Regions from separate parts of the Homo sapiens genome. Here region 1 is linked to region 2. The links are chromatin contacts, found by Hi-C in ENCODE. All regions are on one chromosome and are shown on one strand. The core of a region is the stretch at or near the end of the contact, and the rest is flanking DNA. Distances in the headings are between cores, read along the strand shown.

Evidence for each region. Hi-C counts contacts between places; a loop is a spot of excess contacts on that map.
Region 1: a loop to region 2 is called in a map of ovary, with 24 times the contacts of the local background. The contact joins the promoter of VWCE here to the promoter of P2RX3 in region 2. A Hi-C loop is called at or near these places in 1 of 168 maps with a recorded cell type or tissue (ovary).

What each region holds. Positions count from the first base shown.
Region 1 is chr11:61,290,205-61,297,133 of GRCh38, forward strand. It overlaps VWCE (von Willebrand factor C and EGF domains), which reads right to left and starts at 5,112. Exons shown (of 20, transcript NM_152718.2): 1 at 4,724-5,112; 2 at 1,278-1,372; 3 at 1,060-1,149; 4 at 595-723. The coding sequence starts at 4,833. RefSeq lists silencers at 3,932-4,191, 4,632-4,941, 5,122-5,191 and an enhancer at 4,163-4,865.
Region 2 is chr11:57,336,865-57,343,710 of GRCh38, forward strand. P2RX3 (purinergic receptor P2X 3) reads left to right here and starts at 1,488. Exons shown (of 12, transcript NM_002559.5): 1 at 1,488-1,805. The coding sequence starts at 1,687.

The DNA of each region.
Region 1 (6,929 bases), core at 3,862-6,361, 4.0 Mb after region 2:
CTCATATTCAGAAACTCCCTAATGGGGCTGGGTGCGGTGGCTCACGCCTGTAATCCTAACACTTTGGGAGTCCGAGGTGGGTGGATCACCTGAGGTCAGGAGTTCGAGACCACCCTGGCCAACATGGCAAAACCCTGTCTCTACTAAAAATACAAAAATTAGCTGGGTGTGGTGGCACCCGCCTGTAATCCCAGCTACTGAGGAGGCTGAGGCAGGAGAATCATTTGAACCCAGGAGGTGGAGGCTGCAGTGAGCTGAGACCATGCTACTTCACTCCAGCCTGGGCAAAAGAGTGAAACTTCGTCTCAAAAAAAAAAAAAAAAAAAACTCCCTAACAGGGACCAACTGTGGCTCCCATAACCCCAGTCCCTAGCTCAGTTCCTGCCCCTAAGAAGTGCTCAATAAATAATTGTAAAATAACAGAAGTGACACATTTCTTTTGTTCTCATGTCTCTCTGCCCACTCTCAAACATCAGAGCCTATCTTGGCTCAGCTTAGCCTTGCAATACACTGGAGACCATCCTGGCAGGAGGGGGAGGAGATATAATTCCCGCTGTCCCCCTCCCCCTCCCCCACCACTCCCAGGCGTCTCACCTGTACACCTGATGCCAACAGCTGTCTCCGTCATCGAGAAGCCCACGGGGCACACTCGGGCCACCTCCTGACAGCCTCCATGGTTGCAGGTAAGGTCACAGCCGTACTCCCCACATGGTCCATGGGTTTCTAGAGCAGGCATCACACCAGTGAGCATGCACCCCGTGGCAGTCCCAACCATCCCCACTTCACCAGGGTCCTCCTGAATTCTGTTGGGAGGGTAGCTCTGAAGGCAAACAGGCCTGGGTTTAAATCCAGCTCTGCCATTTACCAGCTGTGTGACCCCGGGCAAGACAATAACTTCTGTGTCTCAGTTTCTTCATCTATAAAATGGGCACAAAATGTCTACCTAATGGAGTTGTCTGAAGCTGAGACACCAGGACACATCTCAAGTGCCCACTGCCCAGGACATAACCTCAATGCTCATTCATCTGTTCCCATCAGCCCCTTCCCATCCCCAGTTACCTGGGCAGGTGGCCCCTTGCTCTCCATCCTGGCAGGAGCAGACATTGGGAGCGATGCAGATGCCACTCCCACAGCCGAAGGAGCAGAGGGCTGAGAGGAGAAGTGCAGGTGAGACACGAGGAACTGGGGCCTCCCGTCTGCCCCTCGGACCAGGGACTGAGGGCTGGCAACACACACTGCTGGAGGAGAAGACTTGGGGCACAGGGACAAGCACTTACGCAGGGTGCAGTGCCCACCACCCATAGAGGGCGCCCAGCCAGGGCAGCAGCCACTCCCAAACCCAGAGAGGCAGACGTGGGGGCCCAGTCGGCGTCTGCAAGAGAAGAGAGAGCACTTTCCTCATTCTATACTGGGGGAGACATTGGTCAACAGGAAAGTCTCCCAGCCAGTGTGTAAGTGAATCAACAAACAATTCTCAAGAACTGTCTGGAGGGGCAATGGGAAGTTTCCAAAGAAAAATGACCCAAACAGTCTTCTCCTGGAGGCAAGACAGAGACAAAAGTGTGAGACAATAGATACTGGCCTCCTACAGATATCTGCCACGTGAACACACAGCAGAGTGGCCAGGAGAGGGGCCTCAGAGTTGAAGAAAGGCTGTGCAATAGATGAGGAGCCCCAGGGGTGGCTGCCTCAGGACCTTTGCACTTGCAGTTCCTGCTATAAGAAAGGTTCTTATGGCTGGGTGTGGTGGCTCACGCCTGTAATCCCAGCACTTTGGGAAGCCGAAGCAGGCTGATCATTTTGAGCCCAGGAGTTTGAGACCAGCCTGGGCAACATGGTGAAACCTCGTTTCTACTAAAAACACAAAAACTAGCTGGGCATGGTGACACACACCTGTAGGGTCAGCTACTCGGGAGGCTGAGGTGGGAGAATGGCTTGAGCCTGTGAGGCAGAGGTTGCAGCGAGCCAAGTTGGCGCCACTGCCCTTCAGCCTAAGTGACAGAGCCAGACCGTCTCAAAACAAAAAAAAAAAAAAGAGAGAGAGAAAGATTCTTCCTCAGACACACACTGGGCTTCCTCTCTCCCTTCACCCAGATCTCTGCCCATGGCACCTTCTCAGAGAGGCCTTCCTTGTCCACCCTTACCTTGCTTTATTCTCCACAACATTTACTTCCTGTGACATTAGATTTTAATTTATTAATTCATTGTCTCCCCTACAACTCCCTGATGACAAGGGTTTCTTATCTATTTACCCCAGCACGTACAGGAGTGCCTGGCATGTAGTAGGTGCTCAATAAATGGCTGTTGAGGGAAAGGTTGAGAAGGGCAATGGCATAGGTGACATCTCTTGGGTGGGTGTGGGGTCATGAATGAGCTGCCCAAAACTGGAGGCAGTAGGGGTCTGTTCAAGCAGGAATGAGGTCCAGAAAGGGCAGGAAGCCAGATGCATCCAACTGGTGCTGGGTGCTGAGTAAGGCGTGACCATACAGCCATAAACAAACTACTGCCCCCACCTTCAAGGAAAGTAGGGCAGACCAGGAGCTAGGTGATAACAGCATAGAGTGACAAATGCCACAGTGGGACAGACTGTGGAGCCCTGAGGAGGGTCAGGGGGGGTTCCTGGAAGGGCAGCATCTAGGCTGAGGTGAGAGAGAAAACTTTGGGAGGCCAAGGCAGGCAGATAACTTGAGGTCAGGAGTTTGAGACCAGCCTGGCCAACATGGCAAAACCCTGTCTCCACTAAAAAAAAAATACAGGCCGGGCGCGGTGGCTCACGCTTGTAATCCCAGCACTTTGGGAGGCCAAGGCGGGCGGATCACCCGAGGTCAGGAGTTTGAGACCAGCCTGACCAACATGGAGAAACCCCGACTCTACTAAAAATGCAAAATTAGCCGGGCATGGTGGCGCATGCCTGTAATCCCAGCTACTTGGGAGGGTGAGGTAGGAGAATTGCTTGAACCTGGGAGGCGGAGGTTGCGGTGAGCTGAGATCACGCCACTGCACTCCAGCCTGGGCAACAAGAGCAAAACTCCATCTCAAAAAAAAAAAAAAAAAAAAAAAAAATTAGCCAGGTGTGGTGGCATGTGCCTGTTGTCCCAGCTGCTCGAGAGGCTGAGGCATGAGAATCGCTTGAACCCAGAAGGCAGAGGCTGCAGTGAGCCGAGATCGCACCACTGCACTCCAGCCTGGGTGACAGAATAAGATTCTGTCTCAAAAAAAAAAAAAAAAAAAGTAGGGCAGCCAGCAAAAGAAGAGGAAGGGAGAGGGTGTTCTAGCAGGGGAAACAGCACAACTGCAGGCCTGGAGGGGGACAGAGAGGACAACTGCAACCAGCTCCAGTCATGGACTGGACAGAGGGTGATGAAATCCAGCCTGGTTTGAGCTTCCAACCCCACCGCAACAGAAAAGGGACAAGAAACCCCTTCCCAATGGTGTTCCACCAATGTTCAGAGCGGAGGGAAGATGATTCTGCGAGGCAGGCACTTTGTAAAGCACCCACTCTGCGCTGGGCACTGGGGACATGGGACAAGGCAAACTTAGCGTGTTCTTGGGGAGAAAAATCTGTGCCAAAATGTGACAAGTATTCCGGAAAGGGAAGCTCAGGGTGCAATGGCAGCACACAAAAGTCTGAGGAAAGCTGTCCCTGGGGCCTTTTTCCCTCTCTGAGGTCATCACAGAAGAAAGGGGGGGCCCTCCTGCTGGCGGGAGCTGGCAGTGAAGTCTCATCCACCCCCTTGCTGGAGTGATTATGGCAGCAGCCTGAGAAGGAGGGGACCGGGCGAATGAGCGGAGCCTTGGGACTCTCAGAAACGGACAGGCAGTGCCACCAAGGCGGCAGATAAAAGGGTGCCCAGGGAGGCTGATGGAGTCGAACTCTCAGGTGGGCAGGGACCGAGCACCCGCCAGAGCGCCCTAAGGAGCCTCCTAGGGCTGGTGACAGAGGGACAGGTGGTGGGAGCCTGTGGAACGCCGGGGAGTCGGGGCAGGTTCTGAGCAGGAACTGGCGGTGGCTGTGGAACACACGTGTGAGCTACAAGCCTGGCCGGGCCGCCCCCGCTGCGCGCCCCCCGGAGGACGTGGCCGCGGGCCAGGCCGCCTGCTGACACAGTGTTCCCTAGCTCCGAGCATCACGCACACACGCGCACGGCCCCACCGCGGCCCGGGGGAAAGCACGTGCGGAGGGCGGCATCCATCGCGAAAGACAGCGGAGGGGCATGCACCCCACCCCCACGCGCGCACACGCACGGACAGAAAACGAAAAGTGACCCAGAGACCCCGGCTGTTCCAAGGTCCATGAAGTTCGTAGGGCCAAGACCCAGGGAAAGCCCCGCGCGGCAGGGGAGGCCAGGCGCTGCCCGGGCAGAGCCACGGGCACGCTGGGGGGTGAGCCAGCCAGTCCGGAGACCAGATGGCACGTCCTGGGCTCCCCTCTCCAGAGGTCCGCGCTCCAGGGCACATTAGGAGTCACCCAACGCCTGGACCTCCGATCTCCCAGGTCCCAGTCTGGACAGCCCCAGCCAGGGGGGCACGATGAGCACCCGCCTAGAGGCACAAGTTGCTGACTCTTTGTGCCGTCCCCGAGCTGTGCCCGCGCTGATAGCACCCCAGAGGAAGCCCCGACACGCGGCTGCCTGCGGCTCCTGAGCGCCCCTCCGCGCCTCTCGACTGCACGCCGGTAGCGCTCTCCCGGGCGGGGGAGCGGGGAGGAGCTCCGGGCGCTTACCTCTCGGCCGCGAAGTGCCCGGGCGGCTTCCTCCCGGTGTAGCCTCGGGCTGGTGCCCCCGGCAGCAGGAGCGCGACACAGGCGGCCCGAAGGAGCAGTCCGGCCCACATGACCGGCGGCGGCGGGTCCCCCGGGCTGGGCTCGGCTCCTGCGCCGCGCGCGGGAGAGGGGGCTGCCGGCCCTCGCCCCTCCTCCTGGCGCCGTGGGGAGCGAACCAGCGATCCCCGAAATGGCACGCAGAGCTGAGCAGGGGGGCTTGGGACGCCGAGAGGAGGGGCCGAGGGCCGCGAGGGGACGCGGCGGACGATTGTGGGGAGGGTCTCTGGCACCTCGAAGCGAAACACACAAAGGCAACGCCGCCCGCCTGCTGATGCCTCTCCGAGAGGCGCGGAGCCCGGGGCGGGGGCAAAGATCAGGGACCCCTGGGGGCGGGGTTTCGCCCTCGGCCCACACCCCCTGCCCCGGTTTGGGAGTCGGCTTCCTGCGAAGCGCTGACTGAAGGCGTCAGACCGAGGCCCCGGGAGGAAACAGACTTCGGGAACAAGGCTAGCACCAGAGGCTGCGCGCCCCGGGCATGGCCCCTGTCGGTGGGACCCGAGACGCCTTGTTGTGACGAGGTGGGAACCGTGGAAATTCGAACCCACGACGCCAGGTCGCTGTGCCGCTGAGCAGTTCTAGGCCTGCCCCCAGCCTGCCAGAAGGTCTGCACCCTAACGCCGGAGTGCGTTGATCTGTGGGTCCAACCGCTCCCTGGCCTGGGGCCCTAGCCACTTTTGAAGCCCCGGGCTCCTCTGGGCACCCAGGGGGCAGATGGCCGGCCTCCCGACTGCTGGTGGCAAGACCAGGAAGCAGCTGGCGCCGTTGGCAGTGGAGAGGCAGCAGCAGATCTGGAAGGCTCCTCTTTGCCCCTTCTGCAGCTGCCCCAGGCCGTGGTCAGAGACTGGGGGGCTGCCTAGGGATTTAGGCAAAGAAGGGGTGCGGAAATCAAAATCATCCCGCTGGGAGAAAGCTGAAAGGATAACTGATTTTACCTTCTGCTCCATGCAGTAATCTTTCCCTTAGCCACCCACAATTAGTCAAGATTTTGCTTAAATACTTCCAGGGGTAAGAAACTCACTATCTGTTAAGAAGCGGCCCAATCCAGTTTTGAACCACATTTGTTTTAAAGTGTCTTCACTTCCCAGTTGAACAATCCCTGTTCCTTTGGCCTTCCTGCTACCTCTGCCTTTACTGAGGTGCTTAACATTGGTGGCCACAAATGGACATGGCGTACCAGCGGTGGCCTGGACTCGTGCCTCCTTCCTGCAGACACCATACTTTTACTAATGCACCCTAATATTACGTTTTTGGCAACCCCATGATGTTAATTATGACACATTGAGTTTGCAGTAAAGAAAAACCACAGGTGGCCGGGCGCGGTGGCTCACACCTGTAATCCCAGCACTTTGGGAGGCTGAGGTGGGCGGATCACCTGAGGTCAGGAGTTCCAGAACCAGCCTAGCCAATATGGTGACGCCCCATCTCTACTAAAAATACAAAAATTAGCTGGGCATGGTGGCGGGCGCCTGTATTCCCAGCTACTCAGGTTGAGGCAGGAGAATCACTTGAACCCAGGAGGCAGAGGTTGCAGTGAGCCAAGATTGCACCATTGCACTCCAGCCTGGGCGACAGAGCAAGGCTCCATCTCAAAAAAAAAAAAGAACGAAAAAAAGCAGGCATTTTTTGTTGTGCTTTTATGTTATTTAAACACAAGCTGCCAAGTGGTCTCCCTACCTGAAGCTGTGTGGCCCCATTTTTTTTTTTTTTTTTTTAGATGGAGTCTTTCTCTGTCGCCCAGGCTGGAATGCAGTGGCACGATTTCGGCTCACTGCAACCTCCATCTCCCGGGTTCAAGCAATTCCCCTTCCTCAGCCTCCCGAGTAGCTGGGACTACAGGCGCACATCACCATGCCCAGGTAATTTTTGTATTTTTAGTAGGGACGGGGTTTCACCATGTTGACCAGGCTGGTCTTGAACTCCTGACCTCAAATGATCCACCCACGTCAGCCTCCCAAAGTGCTGGGATTACAGGCGTGAGCCACCGCACCCGGCTTGTGGCTACATTTTTGCAGACATTCACCTTGAGGCCGTATCTCACCTTGTTTGTTTTGGCCCATTTTCTTGTCAACATATTCTCAACAAGTAGGAGCCAAAATATTCTGTAACA
Region 2 (6,846 bases), core at 238-2,737:
AGCTTTAACCTCTGAGTAGTGGCTATTCCAGCATTATCTAGCAAAATAAATTCAACTGGGTTTAATAAATAGATATTGAGGGCCTATTACTACTTTAGCACACTTCTCAGATTTGAGGAAACTTGAACAAGGTGAAAACATCCCCGGCCAGGCACGGTGGCTCACACCTGTAATCCTAGCACTTGGGGAGGCCAAGGCAGGGAGATCACTTGAGGTCAGGAGTTTGAGACCAGACTGGCCAACGTGGTGAAGCCCCGTCTCTATTAAAAATACAAAAATTAGCCAGGCGTGGTGGCGGGTGCCTATAATCCCAGCTACTCAGGAGGCTGAGGCATGAGAATTGCTTGAACCCAGGAGGCAGAGGTTGCAGTGAGCTGAGATTGTGCCACTGCACTCCAGCCCGGGTGACAGAGCGAGACTCTGTCAAAAAAAAAAAAAAAAAGAAAGAAAGAAAAAGAAAAAAAAAAGGAAGGGAAGGAAAGAAAGAAAAAAAAAAAAAACAGAAAAAAAAACCCAGCCCCAACCTTTCAGGAAAACATAATCTAACAAATGACTTTAATAAATAAAGTGACAGTTAAAAAAAAAAGAAGTTGGCACATATACACCGTGGAATACTATGCAGCTGTAAAACAGGATGAGTTCATGTCCTTTGCAGGGACATGGATGAAGCTGGACTCCATCATTCTGAGCAAATTATCACAAGGACAGAAAACCAAACACCGCATATTCTCACTCATAGGTGGGAATTGAACAATGAGAACACTTGGACACAGGGTGGGGAACATCACACACACCAGGGCCTGTCGCGGGGTGGGCGGAGTGGGGAGGGATAGCATTAGGAGATATACCTAATGTAAATGACGGGTATATTTACAGTTAACGGGTGCAACACACCAACATGGCACACGTATACATATGTAACAAACCTGCACGTTGTGCAGGTTTACCATAGAACTTAGAGTATAAGAATAATAATAAAAAGAAAACAAAACAAAAAAGACGTGCTAACTGCTATGCTACAGGTAGAGCGAAGCTCATTACCAGCTGGAGTTAGAAATATGTGACTCTTTACTCATCACACCCCAGAAGACCCAGAAAAACTTTCAAGAGACCTTTTCCCCCTGACCCATGCCACTGGGGGCAACTCAGGAAAGGAGGGGACGGCGCAGAACTGGGTGGAATTTGGCAGACACTCAGGAATGAAGAGGGTCCTTAGCTCAGGCAGGCTATTAGGTGACTGGGGGATGGGAAATTGCAAGGGGCTTTAGGGAGAGTGTGAGCAGCTGGTGAGCTGGGATGAGGATGCTGCAGAAGAGAACAGAACAGAAACAGTAGACAGAGTGCAGATAAAACATTAGTCCCAGAGGGCTCCAGCCAGCTACATCCCAGGCAATCAGGAGCCCAGGATTGGAGACCCCACCCCTGCTGTGACATCACAGGGGAGTGGAGTGGAGACGAACAAAAAGGGGGTCCCCCGCCCTGGTCCTGGCCTCTTGGAAGCCAGAGTATCAAGAGCAGAGAATCTCACTAGGATTGCATGGCTTAAAGGGACAGGCTCCCCATTCCTCCAACCCCTCTAAGCTGCCCCCTCCAGGTCGTGATCTCGTCTCCCTGTCCTGTAGGACCTCCCTCTCCTGAGGCCACCACTGGGCCCCCTTCTGAGTGTCCCCTGAGCACTCTCTCAGCATGAACTGCATATCCGACTTCTTCACCTATGAGACCACCAAGTCGGTGGTTGTGAAGAGCTGGACCATCGGGATCATCAACCGAGTAGTTCAGCTTCTGATCATCTCCTACTTTGTAGGGTGAGTCTGTGGCCTTTCAGGTTCCTGGCGGGGTGGGCTGCCTGGTATCCCGTCTTCACCCTCCTGCCTCGGTGCTACCATCCAGCTTCCTGAGCTCCTCTGCTCCTGGGGGAAACAGTTTCTTCTGTGGAGCCGAGTCTTAAAGACTGGCCTCTGCCACCCCCACCTAGGGCCTAAATTCACCCAGGTGAATTCTTTTCCCAGTTCGTCCTCCAGGGTTGAGATTGGTTTCAAGACACACGCTCGGAGTAGTAGGGTCCCTGCCCCGGCACTGCCCTCCACCGAGGGAGGGCTCAGGAGCTCCATCTCCACCCTCCCTGCTCTCATCTCCCCAACAAGAGAACAGGCAGACCCCCTCCCACATCTTCGAATTCCCCTCAGTCAAGTCTTCGGGGTCTCAAAAAGACAAGACAGCACAGGAATAGGGAAGGGAAGGCACTGAGACAAGGGGGTGGTGGCAGGTTGATCAAGTTGGTGGCCGGGAGGGAAAGAGAGAACTGGATCTGTTTTAGAATGAGGAATTTCCTTCTGGCATGGATGGGTGAGATGGTGAGAGAGAGAAGGGCAAGGGAGAAGCCCTCTGCTCTTGAAGGGGAGGACAAAGAGGGAACTGCCCCTTGATGAGGAAACAAACAGAGGCCCAAGGGAAGAGTGGCCAAGGAGAAAAGGAGCTTTTCTGAACATAGTGCCGCTCCCTCCCCAGGAATCCAGAAATGCTCCCCTTTGTCAAAAAGTGTAAGTTCCCTACCTCTCCCTGACCCTGTGCCATGTAACCCATCCTAGGAGTTGCTTAAGAGCCAGGAAGGTGCAACCATCCCCTCAGCCCCCACCGCCTGCAAGCACACACCTACACACACACACACACACGCACACAAAGGGCTGTGGAGCAGACAATGGCTGGGGAAGAATGCAGGTCCTGTCCTTCTTGTGGTCATTTCCACACACTGGTGGGCACCAGGAAATACAGGCAGAAACCTCGAAGGTTTTCTTTCCTGGCATGCGGGTCTCCAATCTTATGCTGTTCTTTCAGACAATGGGTCTTTGCATTTGAGGCAGCAATCCACTGACTGTCAGGAGTTAGTTCAAGCAGGTCAAAGGAGAATCCTGTGTGCCTGTGGGCTGAAGCTGCATGCAAACCTGCTTGCTTGAAATGTTGAAGTTTATGCGAGGGTGTGGAGGGAAAGGTGGCTAGATGTGACTTTTTAGGTGATTTTTTGCTCTGTGTGCTGGGCAAGCCCTGGTAGGCTTCAGTGGGCAGGTATTGTAAAAAGGCTGTACCATCCAGTGCTCCTTTGGGAGATTTTAGAAAAGGGATTCAAGCTTTGGAATAGCATTAAATGGCCACAAAGTTCCCTTCCAATGTTGAGGTTTTGTGAGATACGAGGTTTGCAAATGTTCGCTGTCTGCATCTCTAGAGCTTGGCTCAAAGTTGGTTCCTAAATGTTCTGTGTTCACGTGTATATTCAATGCTGTGGTTGTTTATAGCCACAAGATGGTATGTTGGCCCAGGTGAGTGCAAAATCTGGCTCAGCACATTCCCCTTCTGGCCTGGCTCCACTGGCTCCAGGCAGAGATTGATGGGGGAGAGAGTGGGCTCCTAGACCAGCCCGCTCAGCCCCCACTGCCCTTGTCTCTGTCTCATCATGATCAGATAGAATCCTCCAGTCCTCAGGGCTGGAGCCCAGCCTGCTGGAGCGAGTGTGCGAAGCTCTTTAGCATCTTAATTTCCAACCCCATCCATCTCCTAGCCTGACAGCTCCCCACGGGACACTGCCTTCCAGTTACATCAGCGCCCTCTGCAGCCCAGCCCCCTGACCTGAGTCCCATCTCCGTGTATGTGAACCCATGCACGTTGTGACTTCATGAGTCCACCGTCATTAATTTAGCAAAAATGTACCAGCATCTCTGCATGCCAGGCACTGTGGATTGAGGACGGAATGGTGGGCAAAAGCAGACAGGGTCCTCGCCCTCCTGGGGCTTACAGCGGAAGGCAAGAGATGGCATTCATCTGATGATCTCCACAAACGTGAAATGTCAACTGTGGCTTAGAGGTGCACAGTTATAGAGAGCCGCTTCTGTGAAGGTGTTTGGCCCAGTCAGGGAGTAAGGGAAGGTTTTCTGGAGATGTGACATTTTAGCCAAGACCCGAAGGATGAGTAAGAGCAGCCCAGGTGAAAGAGGGAAGGAAGAGAGTTCAGGGCAGAGAAACCCACCTCTGCAAAGGGAAGGAGGCTGGCAAACAGGGGAAAGAAAAGAAGGTCATTGTGGCTGGAGCCGAGGGAGCAGAGATGAGTGAGGGTGGTGTACGGTGGATGGGAACACACACAGAGGCCGGACCTCAGACACCCTTAGAGAGCTTTTGTTTTTACAGGAGATGAATAAACAGAAGCCATGGAAGCATTTTAACCCGTGTGTCTGTGTGCACTTTTGTGTGTGTGTGCACGTGAGTTTGAGAGAGAGAGAGACAGACACGATGAGATCTGAGTTGGGAAGAGCACCTGGGCTGATTCCCTGGAAGTGGAAGGAGTAGGAGTGGGTGCAGGAAAACCTGCTAAGAGGCAGTTTATGCAGAGAGGTGACAGTGGCTTGGACCCAATCGAATTTGAAGGGATTTTTAAGGCTATAGTGTTAATATTTCACTGATACTTCAATCTCTTCCCCATCATCCCAACCAGGTCAACAACCTAGACTCTGCCTAACATGAGTCCATCATTTCTCTGAGAACTTCTCAGCAACACACCACCTGGTCATCTCACATACGCTCTCACCCCCGCCCCTGGCCTCAGCTGCTTGTCTGTGGTTGACACCATTTCATCACTATTTTCCTTTACCCACTCCAGGGCACACAGAGAGGCCTGGACTTACCTGATGTTTCTCACATCTTTTCTGGGTCCACGTGGTAATCCCCACTCACCTCTGTGGAGTGGGACTTCCCGAGAGCCCATCCCCGTTCTGGATCCTTTGGGGACCTGAGAAGTTGAAGGAAATCCCTAGGATCTGAGTCCCTGGAAGCAATAGCCTGTGCTTGGCCTGAGGTTGATTTCCAGGGCCTTCCTGGAGGAAGCTGCCTCCTTGCAAACTAGGAGGCCAGGGACTTCCCAGGCCTTTGATGCCCCATTGTGCTGAAGGGTCACTGGTGGCTGCTGGAGCCTCTGACCCCACCACAGCCCTGCCCTACCTGCCCTGTTCCTCCCCCATACAAGACCCAGTCCACAAACTTGCCATCTGTACAGCCCCATGCTTTGGTTCATAAAATTCAGCCTCATTTCAGATCTTAGGTGGGAGTTCAATACATAAAGCAGGTGAAAGGGAGGAGCTGCTCTGGTTTAAAGAGAAGGGTCTAGAATCCTGCCTTCTTGGCTCTCCACTCCATCCTCTCAGCCCAGGGTATCACTGTGAGGCACCTTGTCAGCACAATTAAGTGACAGATATGGTGGAAAGAGCTGTTATGGTGGGAAGAACTGTTGGGCTGCCCCATCTTTTTTTTTTTTTTTTTTTTTTTTTTTTTGAGACGGAGCCTTGCTCTGTCCCTCAGGCCGGAGTGCAGTGGTGCAATCTCGACTCACTGCAACCTCCGCCTCCTGGGTTGAAGCGACTCTCCTGCCTCAGCCTCCCCGGTAGCTGGGATTACAGGCCTGTGCCACGACGCCCGGCTAATTTTTGTATTTTTAGTAGAGATGGGGTTTCACCATGTTGGCCAGGCTGGTCTCGAACTCCTGACCTCAAGTGATCCACCTGCCTCGGCCTCCCAAAGTGCAGGGATTACAACATGAGTCACCATGCCTGGCTGGATGCCCCATCTGGACCAGTCATCCTGGTCCAGAGAGAGGAGTGACTCTCATTCCTGCCTGCCCTCTCCCCCAATATGGAACGTAGAGCACTTGGTTAGAAGCCTGGCTCTGACACCAACTAGGAGAGGGCCTCCTAAGAGTGACTTTACATCTCTAAGTCTCAGTCCCCATATCTGGAAAATGGATTTAGGAATACCTCCTCCCTGGGAGTTATAGGGAGGGGAGGTAACATATGTCAAGTGCCTTGCGGAGATGGTGACTCAGTAATAGATGGCAACTGCGACTACTTCACAAAGACCCCCCCATCACCCCTCCCCCTTTCCCTCTGCCCAGCTCACACCTTCCTAAGAGACCCCTCTCCTCCTCCCACACACACAGCGTGCACTCTTCACACCCACTCCCCAGCCTCCTCCTTGGCTCCCTGGGGGCGGATGGGAGGGTGCTGGGGCGCGGCTCTGGCCTCTCTCCTGCACATCCCACCTGCCAAGGAGCTGCCACACGCCTTCCGCTCTATAAATAATAAACCATGAATGCGAGAAGAAAATAGTCAGAGCAGCAGAGTAAATGCCAAGAATCGAAGGCTCAGGCCTGCCCTAGCTCCTGAGCCCTGGCCTCCAGAGACAGCCTCAGCCCCTCCGTTCTGGAAATGAAGCATCCCCTTCTTTCTAGCTGCCTTGATGACATCCCGAGGCCCTGTGAGGCCATTGAAATTCTTCCACTTGTTATTTAAGTCAGAGAGAGAATTCTAATGTGGCCTCTCCACCCCACTGGGCACAAGAAGGAGCCTTGAAGGAGGAGGAGGAGGAGGTAGGAGATTGGTTGATTGTTCCTTGGAGTCCTCGGCCCTTTCCTCCTGAGACTTTCCTAAGCCAGGAGATGCTTTCACTGGTGATGGAGCAGGAGCTGGTAGGAAAAGCACAGGGTCCGGTTCAGGGGGCCAGCATGGCCTGGCTTTGAGCTGGGACACAGCTAGAGACCTTCGAGTGAAGAGGCTGTGAGTGGTCTGGAGCACGTTGTCTGGTTAGAGCTGACATACCAGCTTTGCAATCCTGGGCAAGTTAGCACCCTCTCTGTGCCTCAGTTTCCTCATTCATGACATGAAGGTAATAACGAAGCTGTCTCAGTAAGAATGTAGTGAAAGATTCGGCTTAGCAAGTGCCGCATTGGTTATATAATACTAGTCTGAACTCTGCATCTCCAAATGTTCCTGGACTTTAAGGACGCAGGGCAGGGGCCTCAGAAAACCATTT